Regions from separate parts of the Homo sapiens genome. Here region 2 is linked to region 1. Evidence: chromatin contacts called from ENCODE Hi-C data. All regions are on one chromosome and are shown on one strand. The core of a region is the stretch at or near the end of the contact, and the rest is flanking DNA. Distances in the headings are between cores, read along the strand shown. Region 1 overlaps ANKFY1 (ankyrin repeat and FYVE domain containing 1). Region 2 overlaps PELP1 (proline, glutamate and leucine rich protein 1).

Region 1 (3,934 bases), core at 1,385-3,884:
CCAGGTTCAAGCGATTCTCCTGCCTCAGCCTCCAGAATAGCTGGGATTACAGGCATGTGCCGCCACACCCAGCTAATTTTTGTATTTTTTTTTTTAGTAGAGACGGGGTTTCCCCATGTTAGCCAGGATGGTCTCGATCTTCTGACCTCATGACCCGCCCGCCTCAGCCTCCCAAAGTGCTGGGATTACAGGCGTGAGCCACCGCACCCCACCTCACAACACACTTTCAAAACATCACGAAGGAGAGGCTAGGAGCAAGAATAAAATCTTGGAGTCATTTCTCTGTTTAGCAGTAAATGCAGGCACCTGCTTTACACTAAGATCTGTCAAAGCTTTGGGTTTTTTTTGAGACAGAGTGTGCTCTGTCGCCCAGGCTGGAGTGCAGTGGCATGATCTCGGCTCACTGCAACCTCCGCCTCCTGGGTTCAAGTGATTCTCCTGCCTCAGCCTCCAGAGTAGCTGGGATTATAGGCGCCCGCCACCACGACCGGCTAATTTTTGTATTATTAGTAGGGACGGGGTTTCACCATGGCAGACTGGGTGCTTTGTTTTTAATTAACATTACTGACTTGGTGTAAGGAAGCATCTCTCCCAGGGCACTTTAAAAATCATGTTGTTACAATATCTAAGTAAGTTACATTAGTAAGTTAAGTTACAATAATAAACAAGAATGTAAGTTACATACAACAGCATTATATTTATTTCTTTTTTTTTTTTTTTTCCAAGATGAAGTCTTACTTTGTCGCCCAGGCTGGAGTGCAGTGGTACGATCTCGGCTCACTGCAACCTCCGCCTCCCAGGTTCATGCGATTCTCCTGTCTCCTGCCTCTGCCTCCCGTGTAGCTGGGACTAAAAGCGCCTGCCACCACGCCCAGCTAATTTTTTGTATTTTTAGTAGAGATGAGGTTTCACCATGTTAGCCAGGATGGTCTCGATCTCCTGACTTCGGGATCCACCCACCTCGGCCTCCCAAAGTGCTGGGATTACAGGTGTGAGCCATCACACCCAGTCAACAGCATTATATTTCTAAGCCTCAGTTTTCTGTACCATTGGTTTCTCCAAACCTGTAGCACACCACAGCAATGTCTGACAAAGTCACTCTAACCTCAGCCATGAAATCAGAGCATTCCAGCAGAAAAAAACCTCTTTTCAGATAGCTTTCAGAAGCTTTTACCATTTTTACAACTAATATTCAATCTGCCTTCCTAACATCCTAACACCAGGCAGCCTAATACACAGTATGATCTCAGGAAGTAATAACTCACATTTGCAGAGCACTTTACAAAGCACCTTTACAGCATTTGCTGAGAACCTGAAAATTCCACTCTCCTCCTTTTCACTGTCAAATGACATTGCACCAAGGGACTCAAATATGTTTCACGAAAGCAGATCTTTTATTAAAGCTGGCAGACATTTCACTGTCACCAATTCTAGGATCTCCAGAGTGCCATTTGCCATTTGGATAGATTATAAATAGTAACTGACATGATTTACGCAACCAAGGAACACGTAATCTTATTTAGAAATTAAGATTCTCGGTTCCTATATTCTCTTTGAAAATAGCAAGACAGACAGACTTTCACCCGAAGGGAATTTTTTAATTATTATTTTTAACTTTAGAGTACAGAAAGGACACAGAGATACAAAAACGATAAACCTAACTTTTTTTTTTTTTTTTTTTGAGATGGACTTTCACTCATATTGCCCAGGCTGGAGCAACAAGGCTCAATCCAGGCTCACCACAACCTCCACCTCCCAGGTTCAAGCGATTCTCCTGCCTCAGCCTCCTGAGTAGCTGGGATTACAGGTGCCCGCCACCACGCCTGGCTAATTTTTTTGTATTTTTAGTAGAGACTGGGTTTCACCATGTTGGTGACTTTTAAAGTATAACATCAAGCATATATTTAAACGTCCCACAAACTGCTGTATAGTTTTCATATCACTCTTGAGTGGATGTGGGAAAAAAAAATTATTGAAAAGAAAAATGACAGAAGGTAAACAATGATTTAGTTACAAATGACTTTTTTCTTTATATCATTCTGTATCCTCCAAATATCATACACCGAACATGTATTATACTTTTGTAAGGAGAAAAAGATTAACTGTCTTTTTTTAGTATACATTAATTATCTCTTTAAAAAGATTAGCCAGGCACGGTAGGTCACGCCTGTAATCCCAGCACTTTGGGAGGCTGAGGCGGGCGGATCACCTGAGGCTAGGAGTTTGAGACTAACCTGGCCAACATGGCAAAACCCCGTCTCTACTAAAAATACAAAAATTAGCTGGGCGTGGTGGCAGTCGTCTGTAATCCCAGCTACTCAGGAGGCTGAGGCAGGAGAATCGCTTGAATCGGGAGGCGGAGGTTGCAGTGAGCCAAGACTGTGCCATTGCACTCCAGCCAGGGTGACACAGTGAGGCTGTCTTCTAAAAAAAAAAAAAAAAAATTAAGAGTATTTTCTTCAGTGTGCCCTCCGTGGTAGAAAAAAAAAGAAAAGATTTTCCTGATGCTTACTATAAAAACTTCCTTTTCATCAAATCAGTGCTAGCATTCCAAAACCGGCGAGATCCCCACATTACAAAAAGAGCAACGGCTGCTTCACACTGAACCGCACCCGTCGCTAGCACCCTTTCATTATCTCAAGCATGTAATTCCTTCCAAGGACAGCAGGGGGCACTCTGTGACCCTTTAAAAGCCAACCCTTGACTCCACTCCCGGTGTCTTCCACTCCAGCTCTTAAGAAAGCCATGACAGATAATAACTCGATACTCATATCTAACAATACAAAATTAAGCATCTGGTAATGTTGACAGTTATGAAGCCTACTCGGTCAACAAACAACAAACAGTTTAATTAAAGAATCCATTACACAGATTACAATTATCTCAACTACTCCAACCCCAAGACATTTTTACAAAAGCAATTTAATTTACATAAGCAAGTCTGACAAGGTCAACAGGAGAAAGCTCAGGAAGTCTGGAAAACATATAAAGACATAAATCATACTCAATCTAATTAAAATCAGTCTGATTTCACTATCACCAAAACTCCTCACCAAAACAAACAAACAAACAAATGAAAGAAACAGTTAACTGAATGTCCTCAATAATCAAATCAGCTTTGCTAATAGCCTAATGCTGTATGCACCTATAGACTGTGGACCTGCTTTTGTTTTTTATTTATAGGATTTAGATATTAAAATGCACTCAAACCCACATCAATAACAGACAGGAGTAAGCCGTCCACTGATTTCATGTGGGGCACAGTGAGCCCTCCTGGGAAAACACCAGCCCATGACGAAAACAGCAAGCAGCTCTAGGCAGCAAAGTCTCTCTAGGGAAAACACAGCAATAGGTGGAGTGCCTCCTGATGACTGAAACCATCCCTTCACTCACCCAGGAGAAAAGCCATTACTTTATGCACCCAAGGGAATACAAAGATCACTAAATGCTGTAAAAAGCCACTCCATCAGCAAGCTGATTACCAAGAGCCACAGCTCCAATAGAAAGACGCTCCCGGACATCTCGTCTGACATTATTTAGTGAACGTTTTGTTTTCTGTTGTTCTAAAATGCCAACTTGGGAGAGCAACAGAGAAAATGTAATATAAAAACACAGCATGCTATCTCCTTGACAACCTAAAATGCAGTAACTTAAATGAAGTGAGATCTCTGGAACACTGGCTATGACACTTATTTGGACAATATTTTCACATATTCATTTAGGCACTCATTGTTTCCAACAAAGAGACTATGACTAAGGATTTCATTCAACTTGATATATCAGAAAATAGAGTAAAATGTCAAGGGAAACAGAAAGGGAAGGAAAGCTGAAAGTTTGGACATTGGATTATATTATTTCATATTTAATTTTTCAGTTTATACGATTATGTAATTTCAGGTAACAGACCAGTGAAAGAAAAGAGAATAGCAAAAGC
Region 2 (3,509 bases), core at 252-2,751, 480 kb after region 1:
ATAAAAGGCCAGGCACCGTGGCTCATGCCTGTAATTCCAGCACTTTGGGCAGCCGAAGCGGGTGGATCACGAGGTCAGGAGTTTGAGACCAGCCTGGCCAACATGATGAAAACCCGTCTCTACTGAAAAATACAAAAATTAGCCGGACATGGTGGCGGGCGCCCGTAATCCCAACTACTAGGGAGGCTGAGGCAGGAGAATCGCTTGAACCCGGGAGGCAGAGGTCGCAGTGAGCCGAGATCACGCCACTGCACTCCAGCCTCGGCAACAGAGTGAGACTCCGTCTGGAAAAAATAAATAAATAAAATGGCTAAATTGTATGGTTTGTGAATTATTTCTCAATAAAGCTGTTTTGGCCAGGCACGGTGGCCTATAATCCCAAAATTCTGGGAAACCAAGGCAGGCGAATCACTTGAGGCCAGGAGTTCCATACCAGCCTGGGCAACACAGAGAGACACCATCTCTACAAAAATTTTTAAAAATTAGCCAGGTGCAATGGCATGCACCTGCAGTCCCAGCTACTCGGGAGGCTGAGGCAGAAGGATCGCTTGAATCCAGGCGTTCAAGGCTGCAGTGAGCTATGAACACACTACTATACTCCAGCCTGGGCAAAAGAGTGAGACCCTCTCTCTTAAAAAAAAAAAAAAAAAAAAAAAAAATCTGGCAGGGGGCAGTGATTCACGCCTGTAATCCCAGCACTTGGGGAGGCCAAGGTGGGCAGATCATTTGAGGTTAGGAGTTTGAGAACAGCCTTGCCAACGTGGCGAAACTAAACATCTAAAAATCTACTAAAAATACAAAAATTAGCCAGACGTGGTGGTGTGGTTTCACCATATTGGTCAGGCTGGTCTCCAACTCCTGACCTCAGGTGATCCGCCCACCTTGGCCTCCGAAAGTGCTGGGATTACAGGAGTGAACCACCATGAACCCCCGCAGTAAAGCTGTTTTTATAAAAAGGCATACTGATAACCATAAAAAAAAGAGTGTTCCAGGAAAAGAAAAAAAAAAAAAACAGGCTGGGCAAGGGGCTCATGACTGTAATCCCAACACTGGGAGGCCAAGGCAGGAGGATGGCTTGAGCCCAGGAGGTCAAGATCAGCCTGTGCAACCGAGGGAGACCCCCATTCTCCACAAAGAATTTTTAAAAATTAGCCGAACATGGTGGAGGGCACCTGTGGTCACAGCTACTTGGGAGGCTAAGGTGGGAGGGCTGCTTGACCCCGGGAGGTCAAGACTGCAGTGAGCCATGATCGCCACCACTACACTCCAGCCTGAACAGCAAAGCAACATCCTGTCTCAAAAAAGAAAAATAAAAAGAGCGAAGACTATGAGATGAGAGCATACTTCGTTATTTCCAAAGAACAACAAGGAGACAAATTGTTGATGGAGAAAAGTGAGCAAGGTGGAGAGGAGTAACCAATGATGAAGGTTAAGGGAGTGGGACCAGACTGTGCAGAGACATATAGGTGATTACCGACTTTCACCCTGAGTAAGATAAAAGCCACGAGGGGGAGAGAGAAATTGCGCACAGGAGTGACAATATCTGACTTCTGGTTTGCTTTTTGTTTTGCTTTGTTTTTAATCAACAGCATTTGTGTTGTCTTGTTGAGAAGGCAGAAGCAAACAGATGAGGTAGAAGGTTACTGTAATATTCCAGACAAATGATGATGCAGCTTGAAGAATGTGGTAACTGTGGCGATACAAAGCAGTCAAAATCAGGAAGTACTGTGAAGGTAGAGCCAACGGGATGTGCCGTCAAACTGGATATGGGTGGAAAATAAAAAGAAGGGTCCAAGATAATGCCAAGGTTTTTTGCTGAACAACTAGAAAGATGAAGCTGCCATTCACCGAGAAGGGAACTAATGCAGGAGGAGCAGGTTTTGGGGTGACAATAGGGAGCTCAGTTTCAGATCTGTTCAATCTGTGATGTGTATTTAACATGAAAACGGAGATGCCAAATAGGCACCGGCTAGACAAGTGTGAAGAGAACTTCTGGCTGGAGATGTAAACTCAAGAGGTGTGGGCCTTGAGACTGGATCAGTTCACCAAGGGAATAAGAGTAAAGAGAAGAGAAACAGTGCAAGGCCTGGGTTGTAGGCACTCAAACCTTCAGAGGTCACAGAGGTGAGGAGGGATCAGTCTTTACTGGAAAGGAGTAACCAGTGTGATAACAGGAGAATCGAGAGGAGAGGAGAGGGGCTGGGAGGGTGACTAACGCCTATAATCCCAGTACTTTAGGAGGCTAAAGTGGGAAGACTGCTTGAGCTCAAGAGTTCAAGACCAGCCTCAGCAACATAGCGAGACCTTGTTTCTACTAAAAATCAAACAGATTAGCTGGGTGTGGGGGCACACACCTGTGGTCCCAGCTACCCAGAAGGCTGAGCAGGGCGGACTGCCTCAGCCTGGAAGATCAAGGATGCAGTAAGCTATGATCGCGCCACTGCACTCCAGCCTGGGCAACACAGCGAGACCCTGTCTCAATGAAACAAACAAACAAAAACAAAAAGACAGGGGAGAGATATCCCAGAAGTCAAGTGAAGACAGTTTTTTAAATAGGAAAGTATAATTAACTGTATCAAATGGTAGCGATAAGTCAAATATGATGACCCAAATTGACCTTTGAACTTAATGTCTTGATGGACACCAGTGATCTTCAAGAGTTACCATTTCACCCAGCAAAGGGTTGTTTCGGCAGCATTTAGGCTAAAAGCCTGAATGTAATGAGTTCAACGGAACAACCATCATAGTAATAATTCATTCAGGGAAGAACCTTTAATAGATGTTAAAATGAGTGGGTGAAAGGTTGACAAGACCTAAGACATTCACATTATCTCCCCCCAAGACACTTAACTACAAATGGAAAAAAAAAAAATCATACCTTTATAACAGTGAAGAAATCTGGCAGAGACCTGCTTAACCTAGAATACGTGCTCCTGATGTGATGCACCAAGAATGACACATCATTTCTGCAAGGTTTTTTTTTTTTTTTTTTGTAGAGATAGGGTCTTGCCATGTTGCCCAAGCTAGTCTTGAACTCCTGCACTCAGTGATCCTCCCACTTCGGCCTCCCACTAAGCCTCTGAATCTCATGCTGGGATAACAGGCATGAGCCACTGCACCTGGACGACTTCTGCAGTATTCTTGCTGAAAACGCACAAATCTCCAGTTTAATTTGTCTGCTGTTTCCTCATGATTAGATCCTAACCTGAGGGGCATCCTACGAAATAACTATTCTGTACTCTTTAAAAATATCAAGATCATAAGACAAAGGCTGAAGAACTATTTCAGATTAAAGAATACTAAAGAGACATTATAACTAAAAGCAAGCTGGGCGCGGTGGCTCACGCCAGCACTTCGGGAGGACAACGCGGGTGGATGATCTGAGGTCAGGAGTTCGAGACCAGCCTGGCCAACATGGCGAAACCCCATCGCTACTAAAAAAAAAAAAAGAAAAAAAATTAGCCAGGCATGGTAGCAGGCGCTTGTAATCCCAGCTACTTGGGAGGCTG

The links. Hi-C counts contacts between places; a loop is a spot of excess contacts on that map. Pooled maps may share reads with other maps.
Region 2: a pooled map shows a loop between it and region 1 (2.3-fold over the local background). The contact joins two enhancer-like sites. A Hi-C loop is called at or near these places in 2 of 50 pooled maps.

Annotation. Positions count from the first base shown.
Region 1 is chr17:4,212,862-4,216,795 of GRCh38, forward strand. The region is part of intron 4 of ANKFY1 (ankyrin repeat and FYVE domain containing 1); the gene reads right to left. Among named protein-coding and RNA genes, the nearest start is that of ANKFY1, 49 kb to the right of the region's middle. Within about 2 kb of position 2,635, at least 9 of the 41 ENCODE cell types and tissues checked have a DNase peak (open chromatin) inside an H3K27ac peak, as active enhancers do.
Region 2 is chr17:4,695,035-4,698,543 of GRCh38, forward strand. The region is part of intron 1 of PELP1 (proline, glutamate and leucine rich protein 1); the gene reads right to left. Among named protein-coding and RNA genes, the nearest start is that of PELP1, 7.3 kb to the right of the region's middle. RefSeq lists enhancers at 179-348, 1,542-1,611, 2,241-2,410, 3,319-3,488. Within about 2 kb of position 1,502, at least 4 of the 41 ENCODE cell types and tissues checked have a DNase peak (open chromatin) inside an H3K27ac peak, as active enhancers do.